2 separate regions of the Mus musculus genome follow, and region 2 is linked to region 1. Evidence: chromatin loops called from intact Hi-C (ENCODE). Cell type or tissue: left cerebral cortex. All regions are shown on one strand.

Region 1 (8,000 bases):
GAACTCAATATGTTAACCAGGCTGACCTAGAACTAACAGAGTTTGGCCTTCTCTTCCTCCTCCTCTTCTTCTTCCTCTTCTTCGTCTGTGCTGGGATTAAAGGTCTGTACCCTCATTTTACCTAGTTTTACTAATTTTTGATGTTCTCTTTTCCCTTACTTTCTTTTAGTTCTTCAGAAATGGTTTCCACTAGCTTTTTGAACACATTAAAAAGTTCTGTTGCCAGGCGTGGTGGCATACGCCTTTAATCCCAGCACTTGGGAGGGAGAGGCAGGCGGGTTTCTGAGTTCCAGGCCAGCCTGGTCTACAGAGTGAGTTCCAGGACAGCCAGAACTACACAGAGAAACCTTGTCTCAAAAAAAAAAAAAAGATTTTGTCATGTAATGGTGAGCACTCTGGACTCTGAACATATTAAAAACACTTTTTTAGGGACTGGAAAGGTGGCTTGGTGGTTAAGCATATTTGTTGCTCTTCCAGGAGATGAATTCCCTTTCCAACACCCAAGTCAGAAAGCCCACAACTGTCTGTAACTCTAGCTACGCATGATCTGATGCCCTCTTTTGGTCTCTGAAGGCACCTGTACAGAAGTGGTATTCTTTCACACAGGCACACTTACATACAGAAACAAAAATAGTAAAAATCTTTAAAAATGATCCTTCTACTATAGGAACTTGCTAAAATATATACAAATACACATATGAAAAGAGGTTTAATGGTGTTACTGTACAATGCAGAGTAGATACCACATGCTAATAAAAAACAGCAATGTGTTACCTTTTTTTCAGTTGTTGACCAGTGGAGTCATATGTGCCAACCCCTAAGCATTGCAGGCTATTGTCCATACACCTGGCTATTCCCCAGAACTTGACAGTCTGACTTGTTGTTGAAGATACTGGACACAAAGAACACAAAGAAACCAAGTTGGTACTCACCTGGAAGCTTCATTCATATTGACTAACTTTCATGGTGCTAAAAGATGCAATGCATGCTACCAGAAGAGAAAAATAACCATCAACCCCGAACCTTGCAAACTACAAAAACAATTGGCCTGACAAGATATTCCAGCTGATGTAATGGTGGCATAAATATTATTGGAGTAACCAACACTTTCTGATTACTAAGGTCTGTTCTATTACACAGAACTAATACCTGGCACTGTTAAAAGGGCCAAGAACTGTGTCTAGATAGGCCATAGGCTTTAAGGAAGAACTCAATACTGTTATTCTGCTAAATGGACATAGTATTGAAATGACTTCTAATACCATTAGATCATAGCATAGATCAGAACGCATTTTAGCCTTCATCAGAGATACTTCTTGTAGTAGATGTCAGTTAACACAGAGACTCTCCGTGAGACAATGCACAGGGAATAGGAGTATGTGGAGTGTTCAGCTTCAATCATACATCATATCTCATCCCTTCTTCCAAGGCCCAGGGCTCTTTTCAGAAGATTAGATGGAGAGATTGCCAGAAGCAGAGGTGGTGGATCAAAGAAACTGTTTTTTAGACATTGGGCGGATGCACAATAAACTCATAGTAATGTGACAACATGCATAAGAAGTAAGCAAACTCAAGCCAGACAAAACTCCAGCATAGTGGTGGGAAGGTAGGTACCAGATCCTACCACTAGCAAAGGGAAGGGAGAGGAAGAGACAGCTTTTAATTATGTAACCCCAGGCAGGTCAACCACATTTCCTGTTAGTTGTTAGTTGGGCAACACAAACTAGACTAGATAGGGAGGAGTGGTTCCAGGTTGGGTGCGAAGAGAGGGAAGGTTTGAGAGAGGGGTTATAGAATGAGCTGGGAAGTGAATATGTTTAACGTTTATTAATTCTTTGAGAATTAATACAAATAATGTTTTAAAATGTGGATGTTTATGTATGTGTGTGAGGGTACGGTGCTCTTGAGAGAAAAGGTCACTGAATCCTCTGGAGATGAAGTTACAAGCAGTTTGCCGCCCACTGTGGTTGCTGGAAAATGAACTTGGGTCTTCTGGAAGAGCAGCAAAAGTGAAAGTGATTAGTAGCTGAGCCACCTCTCCAGGCCCAGTAAGACTTAACCACTGTCTTATTAGGGTTTTACTGCTGTGAACAGACACCATGACCAAGACAACTCTTATAAGGACAACATTTAATTGGGGCTGGCTTATAGGTCCATTATCATCAAGATGGGCAGCATCTTGATGATATCAACATAGCAGCATCCAGGCAGGCATGATGGTACAGGAAGAGTTGAGAATTCTACATCTTCATCTGAAGGCTGCTAGCAGAATACTGTCTTCCAGGCAGCTAGGATAAGGGTGTCAAAGCCCACACCCACAGTAACACACCTACACCAACAAGGCCACACCTACTCCAACAGGGCCACACTTTTTAAATAGTGCCACTCCCTGGGGCAAGCATATACAAACCATCATAACCATATTCTTGTAATAGCCATATTCCTTTTGAGTTTTACTAAAGGGGAATGATTCTGTAATCCATTCTCTTCTACCATTCAGTAGTTCCATGGTGATTTTTGAGTCAGGAATGCTTTTAAAAAAAATTAGGGCTGGTGAGATGGCTCAGTGGGTAAGAGCACCTGACTGCTCTTCTGAAGGTCCGGAGTTCAAATTCCAGCAACCACATGGCGGCTCACAACCATCCATAACAAGATCTGACTCCCTCTTCTGGAGTGTCTGAAGACAGCTACAGTGTACTTACATATAATAAATAAATAAATAAATAAATAAATAAATAAATAAATAAATCTAAAAAAAAAAAAAAAAGAAACGCTTTAAAGATGCATTTTAACATATTTGAGAAAGTGGGAGTAATCCATAAACATGGTGAGTGACCTAAACGGCGTCCCAGGATGTGATAGAAACTTGCCAAAGTTAATTTGAGTAACTTTGTTTTGAAAATCTAACACAAAGATAAAAGGCCGTTATCGTTTAATTATGTAGAGAAGTAGTTTTTTTTCAATACGTATTGAAACAGCTGAAAATAAGAGGCAGGAACACTGGAAAAACGTCAAATTTCCTTGAGGTTCCCCCCCCCCCCCCCCCCACACACACACAGGGTTTCTCTGTGTAGCCCTGGCTGTTCTGGAACTCACTTTGTAGACCAGGTTGGCCTCGAACTCAGAAATCCGCCTGCCTCTGCCTCCCAAGTGCTGGGATTAAAGGCGTGCACCACCACCGCCCGGCCTATAACCCCTTTTTTAGGCAGTGAAGGCAAGAAGAGGTAAACTTGTATGCGGAAAGAGCCTGTATATTTCTAACCATCTCCCTATCCCCCACCCCTTTAATTTTTGCTTTTCAAGTGACCAAGAAAACCTTAATTCAACCTTTTACATTTTGAGGAAGGCCACAAAGGCGAAGGACAGAACCAAGCCAAGTCTAGCCTCCACAAGGCTGATAACTCCAAAATTCCCAAAGCATGGAGACCTCAGTGAAGCAGGATTGGCACTGTGAAAAAAACCAGGAGGGCGGAGCAGCTCGCCTGACTTCCGCCTCGCGGGGACCGGGACCAGGCGGCCTGCGCGTGCGCTGTGTGCTCCTCCGCCCCCAGCCGGCTCCGCCCCCCCCCCCCCCCCCCCCGCCGGCTCCACTCCCCGGCGGACTCCAATTGGCGGTAGAAGAAAGGAAGCCGAAGGAAGCCGGGAACCCGGAAGTACTTCTCTGCAGAGGCCTGGGCGACTCTTTTGAATGGAATCGGGCTGATTCATCGCCTGTTCTCCGAGCCAGGTCCTTGTTGAGTGTGAGGCGCTGCCCTCGCCGCCGCGTCGCCACAAGGCCAGGTAGGATGCAGACCGCGAGCTCTCTTCAGGCGGCCTCAGCCGAGCCCCGAGGCGGGCCTGGGACGTCCGGGAGCCTGCCTCGCTAGGCCGCCTTCAAGCCTTGGGCTTTCCTGAGTCACGTTGCCCAGCCAGGTTGCCGGTGGAGTCCGGGGCCTGATGGGATTGCGGACCCCTTGGTCCTTTCTTCCCTCACCTCCGGGTGTCCGGCAGGGTTAGGGCTGGATGTCATCTCCTTGCAAACGTTTCTGCTTCCCTCTAGCTTGGGAACCTTTAACCCATCAACTGGCAGAACCCTGTTTATGATCTACGTGTGTTCGTCTTTAGATCTTCCTGTGTTGAAAAACTTCCAGTCCAGGGAAGAAAAGGAGCGAGGATGTTCGCTTAATCGTTTGTCCTGCTAGCTTTAAAAACCTTCAGAGAGGCATGCTTTTAATCCTGAATGTTTTTAGAATAAAGTTGGGTTATTCCTGCTATGCCATTACTTCTTGTACTGCTCCACTTGAGTACTGGTCTGTGAATGGTTACATGTCCATTTTTGAGTAAAGTAGAAATCAACTACCGCTGCTGCGGGTTATTAGAACTCAGTTTTCCCGTGGGTCGATCGAACTCAGTGTCTGCCAAAGAATGATGCCCGCATTTCAAAAGAGTCTTAAGAAATTTGGGAACGCTTTGTTTACTTATTAATTTGGAGATAGGTTCTTACTCAGTATATCTGCTTGGTCTAAAACTAATTATGTACACCAGGCTGGCCTTAAATTAATATAATCCTGCCTCAGTTTACCAAGTGTTGAAGTTAAAGGCATGTAATTCCACTTTAGCACGGAGTGAAAAAAAAGTTAAAATGGCAACCAAGTTCCACGTCATGGCTGTGGTAGTTTGTAATTGGCCCCAATAGGCCCATAAGGGAGTGGCACTATTAGGCAGTGTGGCTTTGCTGGAGGAAGTGTGTCACTGTTGGGGTGGGCTTTGAGGTGTCATAAGCTCAAGTGTGGCACACAGTCTTCTGCTGCCTGTGGATCAAGATGTAAAACTCTGAGGTACCATGTCTACCTGCATGCCACCATGCTTCTCACCATGATGAAAATGAACCTGTAAGCTAGCCCCAATGAAATGTTTTCTACAAGAGGTGCTGTGGTCATAGTGTCTCTTCACAGCAATAGAATCTTCAAGACAGTGGTAAACACTTCTAATGCCAGAATTCAGGAGGCAGAGGCAGGCTGATCTCTGAGTTGAAGACCAGCCTAGTCTACAAAAACGAGTTCTGAGCCAGTTAGGGCTATACAGTGAGATCCTGTCTCACAAAAACAACAACAACAACAAAAATAATATGAAAGCGCTAGTAAAGATCTAATTTATAGAAAAGGCCTTAAATGTTAGCAAAGAAATACAGTTCTCATGTGAACACTCGCAGTACTAGGGAGGAAAAGGTGGGGAGAATCTTCTGCTGTTTGAGGCCGGCCTGGTCTGTGTAACCGATTATAGGTCAGGCTGCTGCTGGTTCTGCTTTTCTGTTTGTTTTTGAGATGGCTTCTCCCTACACAGCCCAGGCTAACCACTGCCTGATGGGATCTTCCTGCTTTAGCCTCCACAGTGTAGTGTTGGAATTACAGGTATGTGCATCAGTACCCAGCCTAAAAATTGGTTGTACTGCTGCAAACATAATGTAAGTAAAGCAACAAGACAAGCACTTAACGTTGAAGTTGGAAACTGGACAGATTGTCAATGTGGATAATTAATATAATGGTGCCCGTCTTGCCATGTTACCTCAATCAATGGTTTGTTTTTTAATGTTTAAATTCTATTGCTTAGGGCCTTGAGAGAGTTCCTGCAGAGTACCTGGGTTCTATTCCCAGCACCCATATCCAGTGACTCACAATGGATTGTAACTCCAGCTCTGCAGATGTCCTGGGGTACCTGTACTGATGTGTAGATACCCTCCCCCCACACAATTAAAACAATACAAATAAATTGTATGTCTTAAAGTGCATAGGTTGTATATGTAGACATAATTAAGATAAACAGTGGCTCATCATTAACTATAGTGAATGTGTTTTGGTAAAGAACTGAAAGTTGTTTTGAATTTGCCTAAAACAAAGTTAAATCTTGTCAAAAGAACAACATTTTGAAGTTCTGATCTTTTATTTTACTCTCACCTGTTGGATTTGGGACGTTTATCCCACCCCCACCCAATAAGATCTTTGATAATAAAACATTGTTATTGTAGTTAAAAAGCTGGATTTTTAACTTCAGGGACTGGATTCATCTCCTTTGTATACTTGCCATATAAACACTATACCTAGTACCTAGATTCAGAATCATTTGAAAGTCAGTAACAGGAAGCAGTTGTGCCTTTTTGGTGAATATTTTGCTTAGATGTTGTAATTAGCGACCATGTGGTAGATAGCTATGTTTCTTTTAAGACTAAATTCGCAGTCTTCTACATGGAGGTTGGAGTGGAATCCTGTTTTTTAATTTTTAAAATACTGATTCACTGATTGGTGTTTGTAGGAGATGGGGGAGACAGATACAGGTGGAGACAGTTGGATACAATGGCTGTGAAAAGGGGAGAAGTCTGATGGCATCCAGAAGTCAGTTCAGCACTTCCACCATTTGGGTTCTGGGGCTCAAACTAAGACATCAGGCTAAGCAGTAAGCCCTTCAGTTGCTAAGCCTCCTTGCTGGTGGCTCCCAATCTTGCTTTCCAAGTGTTGTAATTCCAGTATTCCCCAGGCAGAGGTGGTAGGATTGCTGCACCTGTGAGACCAGCGTGTCTATGGCAAGGTCCTGGGTGGTGAGACCATGTCTCATAAAAACTAAAAGGTGGGGAAAAAAAATCCTACTTAAAGAGTTACATTTAATTTTAGCTCTAGTTCTGATTGAACTGGAAAAAGTAGGGTCGAAGTTCCTATCTTCCACAAATCAGAGAACAGAGGAATTGAATGTAGAAATATAGTGGGATCCCAAATATGGAGTAGTTTGAAAGGATTTACTATTAGTTTGAGAGTATTAATATTTACATAGAGGAATGGGGAGTAAAACAGTAAAGTAGGAGATACAATGTAAAGCCTGAATGACTAAGTGCTTCATGATTTTAAATGAAGTCTAGGTAGTTTTGATTTGTTAGTATCCCTAGGAAGGTGGGAAGTGTAAACTCATTCAACTCTGAAGGCTCTGCTTTCTAGGTTGCCATTGTTCCATGCAGTGCCTATAAATACTGGAGAACTGATTTAAAGCCATCATGAACATGATCTAAAAATAATTACATTTTAGTCAGCTATTACCCTGAGAGATTAAGTGGCAAGTTATCAACCTTCAAGTAGATACTTGTTTTAGGCTCTTTGCTAATAAGGGTTCTGAATATTGCTATGTATGTGATGTTATACTGGGTATGTAAAACACGTCATCTTGTGGTAAGAAATGTGTTAAGAGAAGTTATATCAGGGGTAGACAGGGAAGGGGCTCAGAGTGCCTAGCAGCACTTGTAAGAGCACAGGATTCAGGTTAAGCTTCCAGCACCCATGTTCAGAGGATCTGACACCCTTTTCTGGATCTTAAGGGGCACCAGGCATTCATATGGTATGCATTCATGCATGCAGGTAAACACACATCAAAATAAAATAGATTAAAGAAAATACCAAAGTGAATCTATTATAAGTGGGCTCTTAAATCCTCAGTTTTTTGATAGGTGGAAACTTAGTTTGGATCTAGAAACCTTTTATATTGCTTCTGTTTCTGAGAATTGAAGATGTTCTCTTTTAACCGGGTGGTTATGCCTCATGACTTGGAGGCAGAGGCAGGCAGATCTTTGTGAGTTTTAGGCTTAGCCTGGTCTATAGAGTGAGATCCAGGACTACACAGAGAAACCCTGTCTTGAACCCCACCCACCAAAAAACCCCAAAGCAACAACAATGACACCCTCACTTTTATGTTACTGTGTACAGTTTACCTTGTGAACCTTTTGCTGAATTCTGAAAATGTACGCCCCTGTCTCCAATATGATGGATTTATTTCTGTGAATATACCTGGTGTTCTATGGCTTCTAAGGGGCTTCAGAGTGAGGAAGAAGGGTGGCCATTCTAAGATGGTGAGTGCTGTTATAAAAGTAGCACTCATTGTGTGCTTGTTTTATGCTTATGGTTGTGTTAAATGTTTTTCTGTGTGCATTGATTTCTAAACAGCTGTATGAAACAGACGTTCTCTATTCTCTTTTTGTGAATGAG
Region 2 (8,000 bases), 120 kb before region 1:
TCATAAATCATATGTAAAAAGTAAGTTCTGACAGAGACTCAGAGTCCCAGCTGTCTAATAACATCCTTTCCTTATTGATTCCACATAATTGGGTATAGAGCATCACACCTATCACTCACATTACAGAATTGTTATCCTCTAAATCTTAGCCCCCAAACAAATAATAAAGATACTTACCAGGAACACTGGGGCCAGAATACCACTTGTAGGTCACACATAATAACAATTACTGTCCAACTGATAAGCAGGTGCCCCAGGACTGTTAGCATTTTCCCTATTCTTCAGGCCTCCAGACTTGCTTCCCTTCACACAGCAAAGAGCATGTCCAATTCTTCCAGGAAGTGTCTTATCAGCAGAGTAATGGGGATTTTAACAGTGCCTTTGTGCAAGGTAGGAAAAAAAAATTTCTCTGGGAAAACTCCGACAAACCTCAGCAAGTGACCACAGCCTGTTCAACCATACATATTTGATACTGACTATAAGACTTAATCTTCAGCACCCTGTGATATTGTAAGTATTCATATAAAAAAAACTTTAAATGGAGAGTCTAAGACACAAAAAGCTCATCCAGATGTGACTGTAAATCAAAAGGCACCATATTGACTGGGATATTTCATATCAGAGGTTTATCCAATACCTGAGATTCCCAACTATAGTAAATATTTATATTGGCATGCTTCCTTGCTCCTAGATTTATATTCAGAACTCTCCATAAAATATGAATTAGCTTCAAAAATAGGTCCTGTTTTCATCCCCTTTCCCAATGCTGTGATTAAATACTCTGACAAAAGCAACGTAGAGGTAAAGGGGTTTATTTGGCTCACAATCCCAGGTTACAATTCACCGTTGCAGAGAAGTAAAGGCAACAGTAATGTCAAACAGCTGCTCACATCCACAGTAAAGAGCTGAGAGTCAGTGAATGCATGATTGCTTTCACACAGCTTGCTTTTTCTATTCTTATCTAATCCAGGAAGGAACCCGTTCCTAGGGAATGCAGCCACCGAAGTGGGCAGGTCTTCCCACCTCAATTACTGTCTTAAAGAAAAGCGTACAGGCTGATCTAGACCATCCCTCACAAAGACCCCCTTCCCAGGACATTCTAAATTATGTTAAGTTATGACTAACACTATCATAGGCCCCAAGGCACATTTTTTTTAAAGCTTGTGATTCCCCATACTACCAACATCAATGCCACTTCATTACTTACTAATCAGAAGTATATACTAACGAGTGAGGAGTAATTGCATTATCATTTTAAAAGATTATTCCTCAAATATCCACACTCGTTATTTGTTAAATGTGGAATCATAAATACATTATTGCTTCTTAGAGTTTTACAGTGTTGGGGTTGGGGAGATAATTCAGTCAGCAAAGTTCTTCACGGGCATAAAGACCCAAGTGTTTGTGTACTTATAATCCCAGCACTGGAGAAATGGAAATAGGCAGGTCCCTGGGACTTATCAACTAGAAAGCATATTCTAATCAATGAGCTAGCCCCAGGTCCTAATGAGAAACAATGTCTCAAGAAACAATATGAATGGCCATGCCTAAGGAGCATCCAATGACAATCCAATGACAATCTTCAGCTTCCATGCATGCATGTGTGTGCAAGCACATGTTAGAAACACATGCATGCCTGCATATACATATACACAAAAATAATTCTACCAATGTTATCCAATATACTTCTTACAGTTCTCATAAAGCATATATTGTATGTTGATCGTATGTCCCCCACACATATCCTCCCTTTCTCAGGCCTCCCTCTTCCCATCAGCCCTTCTTGTTCCATTAGATAGTTTCACTTCAACTTTTGTATTTTGATTTTATATATTTATTTAAAATCTAGGAAATACAAATGAAAGCTAAAACTAAAAAAAAAATCTATTTTTTTGTACATTCTGCCGTTGTCCTTATTTGGTTCTATAACAGATACTGTGAAGAGTGCTACAATAAATATTGCCGTGCAGATATCTCCATGATATATCAACTTGGAGTTCCTCGGGTAAATACCCAGCAATGATATAGCAAGGTCATATCAACTTTTTTTTTTTTTTTGAGAAACATCCATATTGACTTCTGTAGTGATTGGACTAATTTATATTCCTACCAGCAAAGTACAATGGTTCGCTTTTGTTCAATTCCTGCCAGCAAACATTTTGGTTTTATTTGTTTTCCTTATCGCTTCCATGCTGACTGGGGTAAAATGGACTGCCAATATAGTTATAATTTTTATTTCTCTGATGGTTGGTGGCATTTAACATTTTTATATGTTTATTGGTCTTTTGTATCTCATCTCTTGAGCTGTCCATTTCATTGGCTGATTTTTGATTGGGTTGTTTCCATGTTTAATTTATTGAGTTCTTTATATATTCTAGATATTAATCCACTGTCAAATTCCGTAACAACAATTTTCTCCCATTCTGTAGGCTATATCTTTGCTTATTTAACATGAGGTCCCATTCATCAATTATTGGCCTTATTCTCAGAGCAAATAAAGTCCTATTGACAATTTTTGCCTAAGCCTAGATCTCCTCCACTTTTTTCTCTAACCGTTTTAGAGTTTCAGTTCTGACATTCAAGACTTTGGTTCTTTTTGAGTTGATTTTTTTTTTTGTACAGGTGAGAGATATGAATCTAGTTTCATTCTTCTATATATGAATGTCCACAACACTATATTTTTAATATTCATTGAATGTCAATGCTGATGAAAGTCGTAATCATTACAGGAAAAATAAAATATATGTCTGTGTTTTGATTTAAAAATCATCAATTTTAAACAGTTCTGTCAGCATTTAGGCCCGTTGCACATGTACAGTCATTTCTCTTCATGACTAAACATCATGGGAATGGAAAATAAAAAAAATCTATGTGTAAGAAATGCATATTTTCCTTATTCAAAGTTTGCAGCACATCTATATTTCTAACTGCCTATGTAGTCAGCCTTGTGTTCTTAATGTATTATTAATTCTATAATTTTAACAAGGAATTTCTAAAGCAGCTTCAAGTGTACTCAAAACCAATGCTGAATGAACTAGATTTCATTAAAATGTGAAATTTCTACTCTTCCAAAGATATTATCAGGAGGCCCGTGGCCTCTCATGCCCTTAATTCTAGTACCAAGGAAACATGAACAAGCAGATGTTTGTGAGTTCAAGGCCAGCCTGGTTACATAGAAATTTCCTGGCTATCTAGACCTGTTTAAAAAACAACTAATATAAGCATATGCAAAGAAAGGCCATGTGCCCTTAAAGAAAACACTTCCTCTCCCAGAAGTCATCAGTTAAATCAATCAAGACACAATTGCCTGTTAGAACAACCAAAATCTAGAATACTAAAAACACTGAATGAGGACTGGCACAGACAGAAACTTTCCTTCATTACTGCGCTAACAAAATAGATACACACTTACCATCTTTCATATTCTTTGCATCTGCCTTAAGGAGTTGATAATTTATTTTTTCCTCATGAAAATTAGAACATTGTTCTTGCTAGCAGTTTTTTCCACCTCAGCACTGAGGATGAAGATGAGGAACATGCTGGAAGTTTCTAGACCTTTCTCTCAATTTACTTTGCATCTAACCCTGCTCTAGAGAAAACAAGTCATTTTGTTTTATTTTAATATGAGCAGTGCTGTGTCACAATTAACTTGATGACTTAGTGGGAAAAAGTGTTTACTTGATCTAAATGTTATAGGTGGGAAGTTCTGCTTGTTAAAATTTTGAGTAATATTTTATAATATTTTTTAAAGAATCATATAATGTGTTTGTTCTATTTTTCCTTTAGAAATATATTATAATGCATATATGTCTGGGTGAGGGTATAGGATCCCCTGGAACCAGAGTTACAGACAGTTGTGAACTGCCATGTGTGTGCTGGGAATTAAACGGGGGTCTTCTGGAAGAGCAATCATGTGTTTAACCTCTGAGCCATCTTTCCAGCCCCACAATGTTCTGACCATATCCCCCTCAACTCCTCCTAGATCCATCCCCTCTCCCAACCTTATGACCTCCACCTCCCACCCCAAGTGACCACAAAGTCCAGTTTGTGCTGCCTGTATAAATTCAGACATAGTATCATCTACTGAAGCATGAGACACACCCTAAATAAAACTGGCCTCCTCCCCTCAAGTCCACCCACTGCCCTTAGCTCCTCACAGATACTGGTTTGACATATGGGCTTGTGAACCCCACCCACCACTGTGGTAGCAGGTTGATTGGTTGGATCTTGCTTAGGTTTTCTGTGAGCAACCGCAGCTGATGAAAGTTTTTTAATAGTTTTAAACGATGGTTTGAATTTTAAAATTTGCCCCAAATATTCAAGCTAACGGTTAGAACCAGACAAGTGTTTGAATCTTTGAACTAAAGAGAAAATGGGGCAGCCAGAACCCAACTCTCTTGTTCTAACACGGAAAAGATGTTTTTCTCACTGCGTCCATCTGAAATTTCTCTCTCAGCTATCATTCAAGCATGTCTGGATAAAATAATGAGAAACTTTTAATCCCCGAGAAATTTACTAGAAATTGAATTTTTTTTAGCAAGTATATCCATTGGAAAGTATTACTAGTGGGAGGAAACACCGAGTGTATATGTAATATTTCTCAAGTTGTGGACTTTAACTCAATTATATTCGCATAAGGATCTGGTGAAAACTGTAATTTCCTGGGCCTTCCCCTACCTGCTCTAAACAGGAATTTCACAATATATCAAGTTTTTCTGAGTGGTTCTCTAACCTACATATAAGGTAATATTAGAAGTAGTTATTTACTGTTTGCTCAAAATTCTAGCTAAGACACTGAAGTGACCTTTAAACAAATGACTTATGTTTAGGGTTCTCTTACTGTCAGATGCTATTTCCTGTATGGCCCCGGGCCTCCAAGGAGCTTGGCGGGGCGGGGCTTTGTGGGCGGGGCTTTCCTGCAGAGGCGGGACGTGGGGCGGGGCTGGCCCTGAGGATGGAAGGTGAAGCGTTAATGACTCAGAGCGCAGTCGCTGCCCTCTGAACTGGAACGGAAAGCTACTTCCGGTTGCAGTCATTCTGCCGGGCACCGGCGACCTGTGGCGTGAGCGAGCACAGCCGGAACCCTCCACTGTGAGTAAAAGCGGAGACAGGGAGTCTGGGTCGGCCGAGCCCGGGGACGCAGGGCTGGGGTGTGTGAGCGGGTGTGGGATGCGCTGCGCTGCACCGAAGTCTCCTCCGAGAAGTAGAGCTGCGGCCCCAGCGAGTTTACAGCGCGATTTTGAGCGAGAGAAAGCGCGGGTCCCTGTCCCCGAGCTGACCCTGTGGGGCTTTCCCGGCCCGTGACCTCAGCTCCGCGACGACAGTCCCCCACCCGTCGCGGCAGGGTGACTGCCGCTCTCCTCGCTGCTTCCCGGGGCTGGAAACGAGCGCGGCACGGCCTGCGGTGTTGGGGCGCCGGGGATCCCGGAGTCCTCGACTTCGCAGAAGCCGGTCGCCCCGGCGGTTATGCCCTCGAACACTTAATAGACTCTTTGTGTCTATCCCGGGAGTTGCACAATTCCCTTCTCTGCTTTCCTGTGGAGTGTCATCATAGTCTTGTCAATGAGAAGTTGGGTAACTTCCCCCTAGGAGTCCCGGAGAGAATGGGTGGCCAAGGCTCAAAGAGCAGAAGTAGCCATCCTCCTTCCCTGGTCACCCAGTCATTAGGTAGAGTCTCCACCGTCGTGTAAACTGAGTGGCAACGAGTTATACACCAAAAACAAGCAAGCAAGCAAACAAACGAGAAGAAAAAGAGCAATGCTTGTCCTGAAATCCGATCAAGGGGGAAGATGCTCGCTGTACCCCCAGAGGACTTAGGCTCTCTCACTATTAGGCTGGCTGTACAAAGCAGCCTTCTTGGGTGTCTTTTTCTCTCGCAGAAACTTTTGAGAAGTTAACATGAAGAAGAAACGATAAGCTAGAAAGTGAAGAGAGGTGGAGTAACACCCCGCCGTTTGCCCAGTAACAGAAAGACAAGCACCACCTTCTTGCGAAAAGCCATATTGTCCCCTTTGAGAGGGGCCGTGAACCCCTCAAATGATAAAGGAGAAAATGAAACCACCCCGCTAAAGCGTTTTCAATCATGTAAGACAAAGCCTTCCACATCTCTTAAAGGCGCCTACTCACGTTGTTTTGCTCCCCTATGGAAATGAGATCATTGCTTACTCTGTACACCCTCTTCTCTTGGCGTTGGTCACTTTTCCCAAGTTTGGATTTTTATGTCGTTTTTTTTTTCTTCCTTCCTTCCTTTCTTCTTTCTTTCTTTCTTTCTTTCTTTCTTTCTTTCTTTCTTTCTTTCTTTTCCTTTCTTAAAGGTACAGTTGTTGCCAGGCATGGTGGCTCATGCTTTTAATCCCAGAACTCAGGAGGAAGATACAGATATAGTAACCCTTCATGCTATGTGCCACATACTGTAAAGAACTATTAGTCATGTGGCTTTGCCTAGGTTTTGTATCCAAGATTATTGTCCTCTTGCAAATTATTGAGATAATTTCCTGTGCTATTTCATTTTAATACTTGACTCATTTTAAACATCTGAAGTTATTCTTGTACACTGTAGAAACATAATTATGAATTAGGTATCATAGGTTTTTTTTTTCAACGTAATAAAAACAAACATACCAGGAAGAGGAATTTTCATTTGAGGTATCGTCTCTATCAGAATGGCCTGTGAACTTGTCTGTGAGGTATTCTTTTATTGCTGGTTGATATGGGAGGATCCAGCCAGCTCTGAGTACTATGATCCCTGGGCAGGTGGGCCTAGACTTTATAAGAAAGAATGAGCAAGCTGGGAGAAGAAAACTGGGAAGTAGGCATCAACCTTCTGTGGTTTTTTGCTCCAGCTTCTTGCTTGAGTTTCTGCTCCAACTTCCCCCAGTGATGGGTTTTGAACTATGAGTTGTAAGATGGAGTGAACCCCTTCATTCTCAAGTTGCTTTTGGTCATAGTGTTCATCATAGCATCAGAAACAAAAGTACAAGTGGGTTAGGTGAGTAAGTTGACTTAGCAAGTAAAGGTGTCTGCCACTAAGCCTGACATCAGGGATCCATCCCGAGGACCAGCAAGGTAGAAGGAGAGAAACTAACCCCTCAATGTTGCCCTGTGACTCTTTTACACACACACACACACACACACACACACACACACACACACTACACGCCAAAAAAGAAAAGGAAAGAAAGAGAGAAAAGAAATTAGTTCTTTCAGTTCTTTTCCAACTGACTGAAAATTCTTTTTTTATTTTTTTTGAAGTCGAAAGATTGGGCCATGTGAGACCCTGTCTAAAAAGAAAAGCCAGGCATGGTGGCACATGCCTTTAATCCCAGTGCTAGGAGGCAGAGGCAGGATCTCTGTTGAATTCAAGGCCAGGCTGGTCTATAAGCTAGTCAGGTCTATATAAGCGAGACCTGGTTCTCTAAAAAAAGAAGAAGAAAGAAAGGAAAGTTTACAGCGGCTAATTTTATGCTATGTGTAATGTGTATTCTGTCACAGGTTTTAGGGGTGTGTCTTGGTTTTTTTGTTTGTTTGTTTGTTTTTAATCTTTTTCAAGATTAGGGGTTGAAAAATGTGACACATATTACAAAGGCCTGAAATGCACATTTTCAGTTGCTTAGAACCAGGTACCCTTGCCTATTCTAACACTCCTCAGTTTTTGTTTTTGTTTTTGTTTTTGGACTGCATTAGCGATCCACCCAAAATGTAGTCCTTTGTTTTCCCTCTCTACATATAGTTCATAATCTTGATTTTGAAAGGTTTTTTTTTTTTTACCTATTCGGATAGCTTCCTCTTTTCCTTAAATTATTGAAGATTAGCACAGCAGGCAGAGGAAAAATGGCAGTATACATTCTAAAGGGAATGTGGTTTGAATGAGAATAGCCTTTAGTCACCAGCTTGGTGAACTGTCTAGGAACAATTCTGATGTGTGGCTGTGTTGGAAGAGGTGTGTCAGCGAGGATGGGCTTTGAGGTTTCAAAAGGCCTATTCTCTCTCCACACTATTTC

The links. Peaks named below come from ENCODE experiments on the same cell type or tissue, not always from the same donor. Only the 100,000 strongest peaks of a DNase experiment are listed, where the experiment ranks them.
Region 2: a loop joins it to region 1, with 4 times the contacts of the local background. A loop is called at or near these places in 4 of 42 quality-filtered maps.

What each region holds. Positions count from the first base shown.
Region 1 is chr2:61,708,094-61,716,093 of GRCm38, forward strand. Psmd14 (proteasome (prosome, macropain) 26S subunit, non-ATPase, 14) reads left to right here and starts at 3,601. Exons shown (of 12, transcript NM_021526.2): 1 at 3,601-3,780. In left cerebral cortex, no CTCF peak of the experiment used is centred here; a DNase peak (open chromatin) is centred at 3,588; H3K4me3 peaks cover 1,872 bases; H3K27ac peaks cover 1,092 bases.
Region 2 is chr2:61,588,118-61,596,117 of GRCm38, forward strand. Tank (TRAF family member-associated Nf-kappa B activator) reads left to right here and starts at 4,980. Exons shown (of 8, transcript NM_001164072.1): 1 at 4,980-5,091. In left cerebral cortex, no CTCF peak of the experiment used is centred here; a DNase peak (open chromatin) is centred at 4,993; H3K4me3 peaks cover 1,731 bases; H3K27ac peaks cover 1,276 bases.